Linked DNA regions of Mus musculus: region 2 is linked to region 1. The links are chromatin loops, found by intact Hi-C in ENCODE. Cell type or tissue: gastrocnemius. All regions are shown on one strand.

Region 1 (8,000 bases):
TTTAGGCAAAGGCAGAAAAAAACAAACTGTTCAATATTGTAGTTACTTTGGGCGATGAAGGCAAATCATTAGAATCCTGTTTAAAACCCTCTTGGAGACCCACCCTTCCCTGTAGTGCCTTCCCATCCTTCTATCCATCTACATCAAAGCTATTTTATAAGATTTCTGTGTGTTGTAAGAGCTACAATACCTCTCTTCAGTTGCCCAAGCTAACTTGAACTCAACGCTTTTGCAGAGTTTTAAAATTGAAGGCATTCACTACTTGCAAGACCTTCAGCAACACACCAACTTTCCAAACCTGTTTCCTTTTCTATTAAAAACATGAGGTGGGGTTGCATAGAGTGAGACCATTAGCCCAACCTCGTTCACCACATTAGGCTAAGAGAATAGATATGACAAGTCTTGTTAATGCAAGGCCATTTAAAGAGAAAAGTGGGACTGGGGTGGGGGGTGAGGGGCAGCCAGGGGGATTGTGCTATTTAAACCCATGAAGCTGCAGTTTCTTCCTCTAAGATTTCCTCAATATTTTCCTCCCTGAATTCTTAAATAAATTCTTGTTAGGTCAAGAAAGGTCTCCTGTTCCATAAATCGAAGGCCCTGTGTTATGGTCATACAGAGATAGGAGCCAAAGTGTTCATAATCACTTCCTCTAATAATTTTATTTTCAACAGAATTTTTTAAAAATGTGTGCCCTTTTAAAACTATTTATGAACGTGTATCTTGTGTGGTTCCTTTTAGACCCATTCTTGTTCCCTTCCTGTAGAGACATGGATGTGTTTTCCCTGACATGCTTCATGAACTCGGTCAATCACAAGTCTTTCTTAATGGAAACCACATGTCTGCCCAGAACTATGTAATTATAATGCTAGAATTCTTGGCACTGCCAGGAAAAAGGGCATCGTCAAACCAATTAAAGTTTATTTACTTACATACCATTTCTGGATCCTAACATTCTTCCTTTTTTATGTTGATGCTATATATCTCAAAAAGTATATATTTCATCAAGTTGTTATAATTGTTTTTGGTTTGTTTTTGTTGTTGATGTTCTTTTTTTTATAATAAATTTATATTTCTTGCCAATTAATTATATTCCTGGTTTTCAGTTTCTTTGTATGTAGCTAAAAAGTTTCTTTTTAAAGACATCTGGGAACAGCATCAAGAGATGCTCTGTAAATATGGCTTTACACATTTCACACCGAAATTATTCTGCCTGTCTTTTTCGCTGTTGAAATGTAATCTCATAAGATTTACCTTCACTGGGGGTATATTAAGAGCCCTGCTGTTTCCTTAGATTTATTAGGGGTTGAGTGTGACCTATAAGAAGGCTCTGCTTGGTCTCCAGCACAGATACCAAATCGATGGATTACAGAGGTGGGGGAGGGGTCTTCGAGTCTCAGTGTTTTTCAGTTGAAAATGAAAATAAAAATTTTAGTCACAGCCATGGCAGTGATAATGGGAGATGCTATGGAAAGGGGAAAACAGGAAGAAATAAGTGGAAGTAGACACCAAAGAACTGAATGACTAGCCTCTAAACCATAACTGGAAAATGGTCCCCATCACATTGGTCCTAAGTGCTCTGGGGATGCTGTAGGTTTATAATAAGGATAAAACACCTCATGATGTATAACGTTGCCCACCATGGCCTCTGTGTCTGACTCTAGCTGGTCTTGGAAACCCAAGTTGAGAACTATGATCAGAAAGAAATTAAAAGGGAACAAATGACTTTTCCCCTTAGACACCAACCAGAACCATTAGCATGTTTACACGTGTCTAACTGCAAAAATCTCAAGCAGTAATCAGAGTATGGAGAAAAAGATCACTGGGGTGCAGTTTCTAAAGAAACAAGCAGAAAAGAGAAATACAAGTGCCGACTTCCCATCACCTTCGGCACTGGGAGAAAGGATTTCAGCATCCACTTTTTGAAGTGGAAGACAGGTGAGGTGAGGCATGGCGATCATCTATGTCTCATCCTCAGACCACTCCCCATACCTTAGCCAAACGTTCTGGCAGGTAGGAAGCAGGGAGAGAACAGACAGCAGGAAGCCTCTGAAATCCACCTCAGAGCAAAGAGAACACTGTCCTGTCTTTTTACTCTGGACCAAGTTGATGAGCTTCTGACAGTTTTCCACTGAGGAAAGACAAGTGGAAACCTTGAATAATATGAACAGATAGATGTGCAAACTGAGTTTTCTACAAGCTCAGTGAGAAAGCTCACGCAAGGCACTACTTGGGTATGACATCGGGTAGCTTTGCCCAAATTCACCAACTCAGCCATCTTGAAAGTTCTAATTCACAAAGTTTAGTGTACACACACACACAGACACACACAGATACACAGACACACAGACACACAGACACACACACAGACACACACACACACACACACACACACACTGAACATGCCTTGTGATTGACTGTACGAACATAGCCACAAGGGAGTGACTCAACCTGGGAGGAGTCTCCTGACATCGATGACTTCTCTTCTACTCTATTCCTCTGCGTTCCTTTTGAGTCAAGTTCCTGGAACTCTGTGCCTACCGTTTCCTCTGACTTTAGCATCAGTGATGATGGGAGTTTGATGCCTCAGAACAAGGAAGACTAAGCTGCACCCCTGTTTCCCATCTTGCCATTTGAAGTTACCTTCCGTAGACATTAATTTCTACTTTAAAAGTCTCAAATACACCATTACATTAAGAGATCCAATAAGGGGCTGCTCAAGTCACCAAGGTGAAAAATTTATGAGTGGCTTGTTTCATTAAACAAGAACTCTTCCCTCTTGTCAGTACGGAGTAATAAAAATTCCCCAGCTCATTCGGAAAATTCAAACTACTAATGCAGAAAATTCAAGGTTGCTTTTCCCATCATGGAAAATTTCACAACTAGAAAGCATGTTCCGTGGGTTTTGTTCCAGATGAACAATCTGAGAGCAGATAGAAACTTTGAAAGGCACACATTTGGCCCATAACAATACACATCCAGTGGGCTAAGACATCCTCTGAGAGACACCAGGACCCTCTCATTAGTAACATTAGGCTTTGTCCATTAAGGCATTGTACTGGCTAGTTTTGTGTCAACTTGACACGGCTGGGGTTATCACAGAGAAAGGAGCTTCAGTTGAGGAAATGCCTCCATGAGATCCAACTCTAAGGCATTTTCTCAATTAGTGATCAAGGGGGAAAGGCCCCTTGTAGGTGGGACCATCTCTGGACTGGTAGTCTTGAGTTCTATAAGAGAGCAGGCTGAGCAAGCCAGGGGAGGCAAGCTAGTAAGGAACATCCCTCCATGGCCTCTGCATCAGCTCCTGCTTCCTGACCTGCCTGAGTTCCAGTCCTGACTTCCTTTGGTGATGAACAGCAGCATGGAAGTGTAAGCCGAATAAACCCTTTCCTCCCCAACTGCTTCTTGGTCATGATGTTTGTGCAGGAATAGAGACCCTGACTAAGACAGGCATCTCTTAGTATCTTGGCCAACTTCTAAGAACACTTTCTCTTCTGTGTCAGTGTCAGCCTCATAATTGGCGGGACTCCAGCCACACAGTGTAGGACAGTGACTTTCCCAGATCTTCTGTCTTCCACTTCTCAATATCCCCTTGCTCTTGGAGTCTTATGATGCTACCACAAGATGACTAGAACCTAAGTATTAAGGGGCATCATCTTCCTGGTGTGATACTTTATTTAATAATAATCACACTGCAGGGAAAACCTTTGGGCAAAGGATCAGCAGCTCTAAACCTGGGGGATCCCTTGAGGTGTCTGCTTCCAAATTACATAGACACACAAATACCACAGGATTCTGTGACTATCCAACTCCCAACTCCTGTCTGCAACCCTGAGACTAGGAAATTAAGCCATCTCCTGTGCACGAATCCTTTTGACACTCCACTGGGTGTTGCTAAAAAAGCCCAGAGTAGGACGTTACACTGCCAGAATCTAACATGTGTTATTCTCTGTGAGCTCTGCTATACTCCTTAACCTCACTGACTTTCTTGCCAGGAGCTGGTCGGGACTCACTGGACAGTTAAAGAAAGAACCCAGCACCCTTCTTGGCTCCAGCGAGATGCACAGTAAAGCCTTAGGCCCTATCTATTTCCTATCCCAGAGTGTTCTGTACCACCCCACCTAGAGGTTAGGGCAGCCCTGATCCGAAACTATGAGCTAAGAGTATGATCTCATTCTTCAGTCTGAAACATCAATGCAATTTTGTAGTATGATGCATGCAAGCGCACCCCCTAAATGTGTTAGTCAAACCTCCTGGATTCCAGTTGTGCGGTGATGGGGTCAAGTACTGTAACAACACCAGAACCATTTCAATTCTGCTTCTCTAAGGATATGCTCTGCTTCTGGCAGTCTGGCATCCAGCCTTGGAGAATACAAAACCCTTATAACAGATTCTGGGTCCTGAATCAAACTTTAATTTACTGGTGACCTCATGGCTTTCAGGAGTATTACACAGGACTTATTTGGAATTCACTTTTTCCTACGCCCTCTCTTTTATTGGATAAATGTGATGATCACACTGAATTCTTGGATCTTTTATCTAGAAAAGAATTTTTCTGGAAGTACTTAGTATTGTCTTAATCAGATCAAGAACTATGTCCAAGACTTTATAAATAACTTGTAAGCATATAATTTCTTAATACATCTCCTGGGTAAATTGGTGATGGTTCAGCTCCAATTTTTCTAAATTTTTATGAAATATTTCAATTAATCACATTCTATAGGTTAGCCACAAAGACTGCTCTGTGATTTGAAAGGATATGATTTCTCCCTTTAAGCCCCCAAATGGGGAGGGGATGTACTCACCGTCTCCAAATCTTCCTTCTTAAAGTGCCTAAGTACAGGCTCACCCTGGATGATGAACGTTTACTCTGTGTGTTTCTTTATGGGGCTCCAAGGATGCTAAACACATGGATGCTGCTGGAATGTGAGGCAAATCATAATGATGCCTTGAGAAAATGTTGTGCTTAGTAATAGCCAACTTGTAAAGCCTTCTGGGAACTGCACCTCTACACACTAGATATGTAGCTGTATTTCTAGTCTATAGTCAACAAATTCAAAGAACTGAAGCACTTAGGTCTGTAACTGATAAAAAGAGGCTAGTATATCATATATCTAAATATTTAGGTGCTGTAAAACAAAGCAACACACTTTCATTTTGTTGATTTTTTGTTTGTTTGTTTGTTTTGATTTTGTTTCTCTACACTAACATATATCCCTTCTCCCTTCCATTCCTTACAACTGAAAGGCCAAGTTTGATATTTTAACTCTTGGGATCTTGCATCAAGTTCACTCAAGAACTTGATGACACAGGAAGGTTAGCTCTCATTTCTTCCATTTCTAGATGAGATCTACTTTTTAAAAAATGGCACTGAAGATCAAATCCAAAGACTCCGGCATAGTCAAGCATTCTCTTACTGAGCTACATCTCTGATGCCTCCTATTCAAGTTTAAAAGGGCCTGAATAATGCATGCAAATAACTACCTCTGTGTTCACATCCCCATGTCCCTCCTCATTTATCCACAGATAGCACAAGGGTTCTCTCACAACCTGAGCTGTGTACATTAAAACATTCCCCTATAGAAAAGAGAACCAGTGGGCTCCAAGTCCTCAGCAAAGTGAATTCCTGGTCCCAATCAAGGTCTGAGTGTGATCTCCTAGAATTATCAGACCCTGAGTGGTCCTACGGACCTCTTGTCCAAACAGAAGGGAGAGACACATACGGGGACCTACTCAAGAGCACAGTCCGGGCAGATGAACTGCTCAGCTGTATCCATGGGCAGCACTAGACAAACAGACATGTTCTGAGAAAACACCAACATTCCACACAGCAAACTCAGTGTGAGATGCTCTGGCATCTCTGACTCTGTAAACAGTTTCTCATCTCCACCCTCAGACTCGCTGGTCCCCATCTACCCCTCAGTGCCTTCAGGTGCAGCTTCTGCCCTCTACACTGACTAAGCTGCTGCTTAAATCCACCCAGAAAGCCCAGTCTGCCCAATCTAGTTGGCTCTTCACGGTCAATCACTCTTTTCTGGGTCTTTCTTGATCTATTTCCCCAACTCTCCAGGTTTTCCTGATGCTACTCTTCATCCCACGCAAACGCATGCCCCAAACTGACAGACAAGTGTTGTAAGTATGGAGGGATGCTACCTGTCAATCTTCTCCAGCAGAGACCTGGTCGAGAGAAGACCAGAATGCTGCAGTGCACCCCTTCCCACACCTGGCCTCAGCCCCAGTGTGCTGGAAACCTCAAAGCACTCCTTATGCGGTTCTTCCATTCAGCAGTATCTGCTGGAGAGCCACTGCAGACCACCTACAAAGACTACATGATACTGTGTACCTGCACACACTCAGGTTGTTGTCTTCTTCCCCAGCTACCTCTTCATTCTGAAAGACTCACTTTACATGTATGCCCTCTAAGACATTTGAGGACTCGTTTTCCATCCCTTAGAAAAGCCATTGCTTTCTTCCTCGCTCCCAAAGTTTCCTTCTTACACTGTTATTCTCATAGTCTATTCCATCGTATGCTAATAAGACTTCTGTTTCCTAGGCTACAGAAATGGCTCCATGGTCAAAAGCACTGGCTGCTTTTCCAGAGGACCGGAATTCAAATCCCAGGGCCTACATGGCAGCTCACAACTGTCTGTAACTCCAGTATCAGAGGACTCAATGCCCTCTTCTAGACTCTAGGAACTGCACACAAGGTGCATATATTATATATATTTACACAGGTGCATATATTATATATATATATATTATACATATATATGTAATATATATAATATATGCACCTTGTGGTTGTTTGACTGGATATATATATATATATATATATATATATATATGCACCTTGTGTGCAGTTCCTATAGTCCAGAGGAGGGATATATATATCTAGTCAAACAACCACACACATAAAAATAAGATTTCAAAAAAAAGAGACTTCTATTTCCCATATTATGAGCTTCTTCCAACCAGTCATGTACATATTAAAGCCAACACCAAAAGCAATGCATGCTTACCCAATGAACTCAGTCCCAACTAGGTTCCTCTCAGTTGTGAACTCCTTGACAAGCTTTTCTGAAGTCCCCCAACCATCTACTTCCTAAAGCTCTATCCTTGATCCTGATTTGTTTTGCTTTATAAACTACCTGCCTTTATGTTACATATTTACTTCCTTTCCCTCCTAGGATAGAGCTCCGTGAGGGTAGGGACTTATTCTGAATTTATTCAACCCAATTTGTTGTGTGCAGTAACTCAAAGAAGGAGGCATTCCATACATAATGGCTAAGTAGATGATGAGAAAGTTGAACTTCAACTATTCCCACTTCCTTATGCTTCAATTATTGGCATATCATTTTGCCAATCCATCCATTGCTCTTGTTATCATTTACTTATGGCTTCTCTTTAAATTGTTCCTAATTCAGTTAGGGAAAAATATTTTTAAAATATAACCAGTAAATAGAAAGCAGTCTTAAAAGCAAGTACCTGATACCAATAATTAAAATCAGGGACTGGAGAGACGTCAATAGTACAGCAGTCAAGAATGCTTGCCATTCTTGCAAAGGACCCAACTTCAGCTCCCAGCGCTGTTGAGTGGCTCACAACAGTCTGTAAATCTAGCTCCAGAGAATGCATTGCCCTCTTCTGATCTCCACAGGCACTTACGTTCATGTGCACATACTCACACATAAATACTCACATACCTACACACAAATACACACATAAACATACCATTAATAATAAGGTTTTTAAAAGAAAAAGTAAGGCATCTGTGTGTCTCCTAGAATCATATCACAGGCCCACACTGGACCGTCACTGAGAGCTTAGCACTTAAGAGAAATGCTGTTGGTTTGATCAGGGCTTTGATCATGCCTAATCACAAAGTAATGCTATGCATGCTTTTCACCTAGTCTGAAAAATGTCCACAACCTGAAAAATTTAGTGCCCACACCCTAAGTATTTCTGTTCTGGAAGCTTCAAAGGCTTAACCGAAATGGCACACT
Region 2 (8,000 bases), 58 kb after region 1:
TGTCCACAGCCCCTTGCTACAGGAGCTTCTAGCATCCTCTGACAAACCTTAACTCAGATGGGGATAGCAATGAAGGAATGGCTGAGAATCTAAGGGAGGAGGCTAGACTCTGGCGGATGACGTGCACTTACAAAAGACAGAATGGACATGCCTGACAGAAGCAATGGGAACTGTGTGAGAATAAGCAACTTGGCTCTTATCCTAAGAATAATAAGAATCTGTTTGTTGTGGTTTGGATATAAAGTGGTTCTTGTCTTGAAGGCTTGGACCCCAGCTGGTGAGTGTCACCAAAATAGTGCATTTTGTTAAAGGCTGGAAACTTTGCAGGCCCAGCTGAAAAGTGGGGCACTTGGAAAGTAGATTGTTAGGAGTACCCCTTTCTCCCTCTCCCTGGTCCCCTTCCTCGGACTTTCCCCCACCTCCTCCTTCATTGTCAGAAGGTCATAGTATACTAACACATCACTGGCACACAAAATAAGAACCAAGGGACTGTAAGCTAAAACCCTGAAACCCTGAGTTAAGATAAGTCATTTCTCCCTCAAGTGGTCTTTCTTAAGTATTCAGTCAGAGCAGTGGGGCAAGAACAGCTGGTGGCAGACTTTAGTCTAGAGGACAGTGCAGTCCAATGAGAATCGGAATGGCCCTCTCTGACTAACTCTAGCCCCTGATAGGAAGAGATGATGGAAGTCCAGAAGACTGGAGATAGACGTGAGACTCAAAGGGAAGAGGGTGAAAGGGCATCTGGTGTGGCTATAGATGAGGGATAAGAGACAGTAGCTGGGATCTTCCTCAGTATTCTACCACCAAAGGGACAGAGAAAACTGTACCACAGGAAGATGACAGTGTCTGAGAAGTAGAAACGAGAGCTCATATTCAGTCAGTGAGCTCATCAACACGGATCCTTATGGACCCCATTTCATGAAAAATAATTACTCCCTACAACAGAAAACCCTGAACTGAGAGTCCTTCTGGGCCCTTACATGCTGGCCTTACGCCTTTTCCATCAGCTGCCACATATCCATGGGCCACTACTTCCTCCTCTGCAGGATACTCTTCCCAAAACCTTACCTGCATATTTCTCCCAAATCCCCCCATCAAAACCTGATTTCTGACCCTTGTTTCTTGATGAAGCATAAACATCCCACAGCTAACAGAGCCACCCAAGGTTTACCATTTCTCATAAACCTTTGTAACTCCTGGTCCTGACAGGAGCTAGGTCCCATGTTTTCTATATATTGGTCCTCAATTTCCCAAAGCAAAGTTACAACAACTCACCTAAACACACAAACACACTTAGACAAAGATGAGCAGTGTCTAGTCCTTCAGTAGCCACCTCCAGGACTCATTATACATGAGTGCACACATTCCTTGATGGGCTTGACAAGGAAGTAAGCAAAACCACTTCCACGCACACAGGGAACACTCAGTTTAAAACTAAGGGTGGGCTATTGGGCTTCAGTTGCTCTGGTCCACTTCCTCTGGATCTTCACACTCAGTTTCTGCAAGAGTCGTGTCTAGAACCTCCTCACCAGGACACACCTCTGACTTTTGTCACATCCCATCGTAAGAAGGCTCTCTTCTATGCCATGCCAACTCTGAAGGACCCCTTGGAACAGTCTGGCTCTGGTTACCCAGAGATTAACCCTCCAGCAACAGAGGGCAGGAACCAGGAGATAAGTATCTAGCTTCCTGTCCTTTGAGAACGTGATTCCGAGAGCTGTCTAGATGGTTCCGTCAGTGAGATTCTTACTGTGTAAGCGTGAGGATCTGAGTTTAATCCTCAGCACTCAAGTTAAAAAAAAATCTGTTAGGTGTGGCCGCACATGCCCAAAATCTTAGCTAGGGAGAGAGATGCCCAAGTCCCGAGTCCCGGAGGCTTGCTCTCCAAGCAATCTAGCTAAAGTGGTGAACTCCAGGTTTAATAAAAGACCTTGTCTCAAAACATAAGGTCGGGAGACATAGGGAATGATATCTGACATCAAACTCTGGCCTCCAAATGATTGAACATGTGTGTGCACATGTGTGCATATATGCACATGTACAAAATCAGATCACAACTCTGGGAGGTATGTATCACTTGACTCTGGAGGAATCTTGATGGGATCCAACACCTGCTGCCTCAATATTACCATCAATAACATCCTACACCCATTGTCTTCGCCCTCTTACTTTTCTCTTATCTTTCCTTACTCTTCTCCACTCACCTCATGGTTTTGTTCCCACAGAGATTGCCACCATCTCAGTCCCTACAGAAAGGCTACTTTGGTGAAACTTCAAACTAACATAGACTTGTGCTACTGGAACCAGCCATTTCAGGATCCAAAAAGCACTGTTCTAAAGAACTCCCACCAAAAACATCTGGAAGGCTCTCTGGGTGAGGGGCAGGGCCATTCTGTTCTGCAAGAGCAGGGCACTTCTGTTCAGCAAGAACATCTGGGGAATGCTGCAGCAAGAGGCATGTAAGCACTCACTACACCCCTTCTAAATGAAATCCAGGTAAAAATCCCACCTCTTCACAAGGAGTAAAATGGAGCTGATGTATGCGGCTTTCCAACTTCTTCATTTTCCCATACCTTCCCCTTGCAGACTTTCCACATTGATTTGGCCCCTGTCCTCATTCACAACTCACTCTACTAGATCACGTCTATCGATGTGTTCAGCGCTACTTAAAACTTCCTAAGACTGGCCTCAGAACAGAAAAGAAAACGAAATATCCTGACTTAACATTAAACATGCTCTGTCATCCATTAGCATGACAAAGTCTATTTTATTTAGACATTGCCATTAATAATGAAGTGATGTATGATTTCCTCTCCTGCCGCTCTTCCTTCCTTGCACAATCAATTATACATTTAAGAAAATACTTAGTGGATAGAAGACCTCTAATTAAGCGGCACTTGAGGGAGCCTGTGAGATCCTCAAAACTGACAAAAAAAATATCTTTCAGATGCACAGGGAGATATCGCTCAGAGGAGGGCAAAAGCCAATCAAGGTGTTTATGTTGTGATCAGAAAAACATACCTCTGCGTCCTGGCAAATAAGCGGAAACACCAAGTCTTTAGCCCAATAAAGACTCCAGAGTGAATGAAACATTGAGCGAATTGTGGATGCTTTCTTCCCTTGACTCCAGCCAAAATGCCAGAACAAAGCTGAAATCAGATATTAGAAACTCAAGCCCCAAAATGCCATCCCTTAGACAAAACAACCTTCTCTGTCAAAAAAAAAAAAAAAAAAGCAAGAAAGCCAAAAAGAAAGAAGGAAAGAGACAAAGAAGGAAGGAAGGAAGGAAGGAAGGAAGGAAGGAAGGAAGGAAGGAAGGAAGGAAGAGAGAAAGAAAGGGGGAGGGAGGGAGGGAAGGAAGGAAGAAAGGGAGAGGGGGAGGGAGGGAGGGAGGGAGGGAGGGAGGGAGGGAGGGAGGGAGGAAGGGAGGAAGGGAGGAAGGGAGGAAGGAAGGAAGGAAGGAAGGAAGGAAGGAAGGAAGGAAGGAAGGAAGGAAGAGAAAAAGAGAAAAGGGAAATCAGAAAGAAAAGAAGATTTAAGGTAGTTGGTTCTGGAGAACTCTGGAAATTGTCCAAAGTTAAGAATTGAACAGAAATAGCTAGCAGAAGATTTCCCAGAAGGCAAAATGAGGCTGGTTTTTCTCACTCAAACCACTAAATATTGCATCCTGTTGTTAGGAGGGAGGCTTATCTGGGGTAATCGCCAATATGATTTGACATCCTGGCTGTCCTGAAAAACTTTCTCCCATACAGCCCAGCAGATTTCCCCAGTTTGCCATGTCCTGATGCGTTCTCTTTCTCTCCCTCTAGAGGCAGAATGTGAAGCAATAAATAAGGCTTAATATCTAGGCATTAAAAATAAAGCCAGGGGTGAAGGCGCTGTGACAGGAACAGAAAACAGGCCTGGGAAGAAAGCCCATACTTTGTCAAGAAAGCGGATGCAGGAGAAAAGGGAGAGGTGGTGGGGGTTACATAAAAATATTCTCTCACCCTTCAGAGTCTGCAAGCTCCCTTCCACCCTGCTCCTATCTTCTCTCTCTCTTCCAATCTCTTCTCTCTCTTTCCCTCCCTCTCTCCTTCCCTCCCTCTCTCCCTTCCTCTCATCCCTCCCTTCCACTCCTCTCTCTTGCTCTCTCCATTGCTCTGACTCTACAAATCTCTGTGGATTTGTATCTGTCTCTCTTTTCTCCTTTAGGTCTCCCCCATCCCATCCCACCCCTCCCTCCATCTATTCCTCCATGCCCCTCTCTCTGTCCCTTCCCCTGTCTCTTGCCTGGGATTTGGATAGGAACTGATCCCTCAACAAAAGGAACCAACGAGTCTCTAGAAGTAGCCCTGCACATGGTGTGGACACATTGTGACCCTGTCAGTAGAGGCAGCAAATGTCCCCTGACAGTGTGGCCCTCAGATGCCCTCTCTTTTCCCTCTCTTCTCTTGGCCTAATGAGCCTCAATTACAGCCAAAGGCGTCTGGACAGTGCCAGGCTAAGAGAGGCCTCTCACAAGGAGCCAGGGGCATCATTTTAACAGGTGTGTGTGTGTGTGTGTGTGTGTGTGTGTGTGTGTGTGTTCACTTCTAACTAGTGACATCTTCCGGCTGTTGGGTTTGGCCCTGGGTTAGGGGTCAGGATCCCTTCTTCCTTGCTGGGGCCCAGAAACCTTGCAAGGAAAGTCAGCAGGTCCCACAGGTCCCGAGAGGGCACAGGGGCCAGGGCTGGCTTGTCTGTGCCCTTTTTAATACCACATTCTAGCAAAAAGAAAATTCTGAGCTCTGACTTTAGAGCCTTTGACACATAATTGGTAGCCAATTTTCCTAAGTGGTGAGTCAATTTTCTGCTTGTGAAATGTAACTTTACCCTGGTGAACACCGGGCCCCAGGGTTTTCAATGTGGCTTAACAGCAATTATATGAATGTTAGGAAGGGGGGGAAGTGTTAAAGTCTCTGCATTTGCATTTGTACGTGTTTTTACCTCTTAAAGGCATAGGAGATATCTCCTAACCAACTCACCCACGGAAAAACCCACCCAGAGACAGGCTCAGGATATCCTGGGAAAGAAAACCACACTACAAAGGGTACCTTTTTTTTTTTCCTGCAAATATTCCAACCAGTAGTGAGATGTAATTGGTTGGGGGTGGCATTTAGGAGGTCAGTCATAGCATGGGTTCCTAGCTCCCCTCCAGCTGTTTTCTTTGCGTGCGCCCTAACCTCTATTACTCTGCCCATCCCCACCTCTAAACAAATACCCGGTGGCGCTGGGCCCCTCCCCTTTGCAGGCTAGTCCCCCACCCCCAGGCTGCTCGGCTCAGCTCCACATTTGCTGTGCGACTCCGCTTTCACTGGCGACAAACTGGAGCCGGGGCCTTTCCGTTCAGGAGGAACTCGCTACGTGTCGCTAACAACAGCACAAACACCGACTGCCCGGCTCTGGGCTCCGCTGCCCACAGCGCACTCGGCACCAAAGAGCCTCAACTGTAAGAAGTAATTCATGAGGTCCCACAAAGCCACTACTGAGAGTCATGGAGCAGGGGGGTGAGAAAAGGGGTGTTCCTGCTCCTGGGGCCTCCATCCCTGCAGATCTGAGCTGCAGTAGTTACATTCACAGCCCAACACAAGCAGTTTGTCCATGTTCGGTTTATCTCATGTTTTGTTTTGTTTTGTTTTGTTTCCTCTATGGAGACAAACCATCTCTATCTTCCATTAATCGTGCTTTTACATTTCCATCCAATTTATTAATAGGATGCTCTCACAGATATAGTTTACATATTTGTTGATTACGTGGACTTAGTTTTTACGTTCATTTAGTTTTGGACACTTTCACACATGTATCTAACAGAGTCTGCTCACAGAAGTCCCTCTGCTCTGGCTAACCCACCCACCATTCTCTTCTTCGAAATAAATCCCCATTCAACTTACATGTCTTTTTGTTTTGTAACCCACCATGTATAACTTTGCCCACCCTCAACCTTAGTCCTAAAATGCACTCTTTGGCTTTATCCAAAATACAAAAGTCATGCCACAATCATGTATTTCCACAGATGTGAACGACACCTACCCACACTGGCTCAAGCTATACTTGCCCATAAAAAGACAGAGCACTGCTGTGAACTTTTTTGGGAAACTTGCTACATTTGTTTCAAAAGACACATGTATTGTAACAAAATAAAAATACTGGGGAGAGACTGACTTTAGAAGCATATATGAGGAATAGGTTTTTTTTGTTTTGTTTTGTTTTGTTTTGTTTTTTTTAAGAACTAGGCTAGGAAACAGAGTAAAGTAACAAGAGTAAATTATATTTAGAGGTCACTAAACGGGAAGAAATACATAAGAAAAACTTTCCCCAAAATAAGAGAGACAGCATGCCAATACAGGCATTTCAGCACGTGTCCTAATTTTGGAGAGGAGGATAAATAAAAGAGTTAAATGTAGAAAAGAAACCGACTGTGGGACTCCTAATTCTGAAAGATAGAGAAAAACAGCCAATGTGCAAACACACCTGTGAAACTTGGTAACAGAGCCTGTGTTAAAGGCAGGATTGCCCCATCAAATGAGTCTCCCAGAGACTCAGTCTGCAGCTCCTGGGTTCAGTGTTTAGTAAAGGGCTTCCCTAAATCCCAGCCACAATGAGATGTCCTTGTAAACACCTTTATACTTCTCCCTAACTCTCCAGTGGATTTCTGCAAGCTCCTACCTCTGTCAACTATGCCTGGCTGGAATTACTATCGAAACACATCCTTCTCCCTAGGAGTTTAAGGGGACAAGCCTTCAGGAGAAGCCTGAGGGAGGGATAATTGTTTGGGGGGCACAAGAGGGGAAGTTAGCTATCTCCTCAGTGGTTCCTGAGACCCTGCTAAGAAGGCTGCTTACCTCTGACAGCAGCCCCGGGCAGGTTTAGGAACCCGGGTTTCATGTTCCTGCCCTTAGCTTTGTGTCTATGATGGCTGGCACATCTCTTTTTGTGGTTGTAATTTAAATGAGACAACCCACTGCACAGCTGTCTCAGTCAAATTATGCAGGGCCATGTGGCCTTTCTTCAATCTTTAAAAAGTCTAGGGCACCTCTGACCATGTTTGAGGGAAGCCCAGGGGAGCAATGACCAACAAAAAGGAATAGCAATTACGCCAGCAAAGGGTGGAAATTTGCCTAAATGAATGTATTCTAGGCAGCACTCAGAAAATGGAAATGTTAGTTTTTATAGCGAGACAGAAGAGTGTCGTGATCAAGATCCTGATCTTTGGGGCTGGACACAGCAGGGTTGGCTTTCTGGCTCCCCTATCTAACAGCAGCGCTGAACCTGAACATGTTATTTAACCTCCTGGAGCTAGGGTTGCCTTCCTTATAAAACAGAGAAAGGGAACACTTCGTGAGTAGGGCTGCAAGGTTTAAATGAGAGTACGTGTAGCAGACATGTAGCTTAAGAAGTGCTGGCTATTACATTATCGTTACCACCACCAATAATTAGCACAATAGCACAAGGGTGTATAACTGTGAATGCCAGTCACCACCCAAGACAGTCCACCCATAACCCGGGAAAAGACTAAGTAAGTTAACACAGTCTACATCGGCCCCTCGTTTATAGGCCACAGAACTGCATGTTCTCTCTGCTCTCTCTCCCACCCCTCTTTTCCTTCCTTCAACCCCCTCTATCACACACATACACATAGATGTGTGTCTCTACATGTCTGCCACAGAAATATAGAACTACAAGCGGAATGGCCTGTATGCAAACATGCTGGCCCTTAACAAAGCAATACAAATATAGACACAAAATAAGGAAGGAATCCCCAAGTGGTAATAAGGTCATTGCATAGCAAAAAAATAAACTTCTTAAGGTATGGAAAGAAAAATCTATTGTCTGTCCCTTTTAAAATCCGAGGCTAAATCACAATCAGATGGCAAAAGCCGAGGATCCCACCTTGGGGCACTTCCTTGGGATAAATGGCCAGTTCGTGTCCACTGGAAGAGGTTGTTGGCCAAAGCACCATAGGGCTGCTGCTGGCTGCT

Evidence for each region. Peaks named below come from ENCODE experiments on the same cell type or tissue, not always from the same donor. Only the 100,000 strongest peaks of a DNase experiment are listed, where the experiment ranks them.
Region 2: it touches region 1 in a loop (1.8-fold over the local background); 2 of 42 quality-filtered maps call a loop at or near these places.

The regions. Positions count from the first base shown.
Region 1 is chr11:44,720,408-44,728,407 of GRCm38, reverse strand. The region is part of intron 6 of Ebf1 (early B cell factor 1); the gene reads right to left. Among named protein-coding and RNA genes, the nearest start is that of Ebf1, 110 kb to the right of the region's middle. In gastrocnemius, no CTCF peak of the experiment used is centred here; no DNase peak of the experiment used is centred here; H3K27ac peaks cover 2,425 bases.
Region 2 is chr11:44,662,775-44,670,774 of GRCm38, reverse strand. All of the region lies in intron 6 of Ebf1 (early B cell factor 1), which reads right to left. Among named protein-coding and RNA genes, the nearest start is that of Ebf1, 49 kb to the right of the region's middle. In gastrocnemius, a CTCF peak has its summit at 3,812; DNase peaks (open chromatin) are centred at 4,613 and 5,327; H3K4me3 peaks cover 1,370 bases; H3K27ac peaks cover 3,931 bases.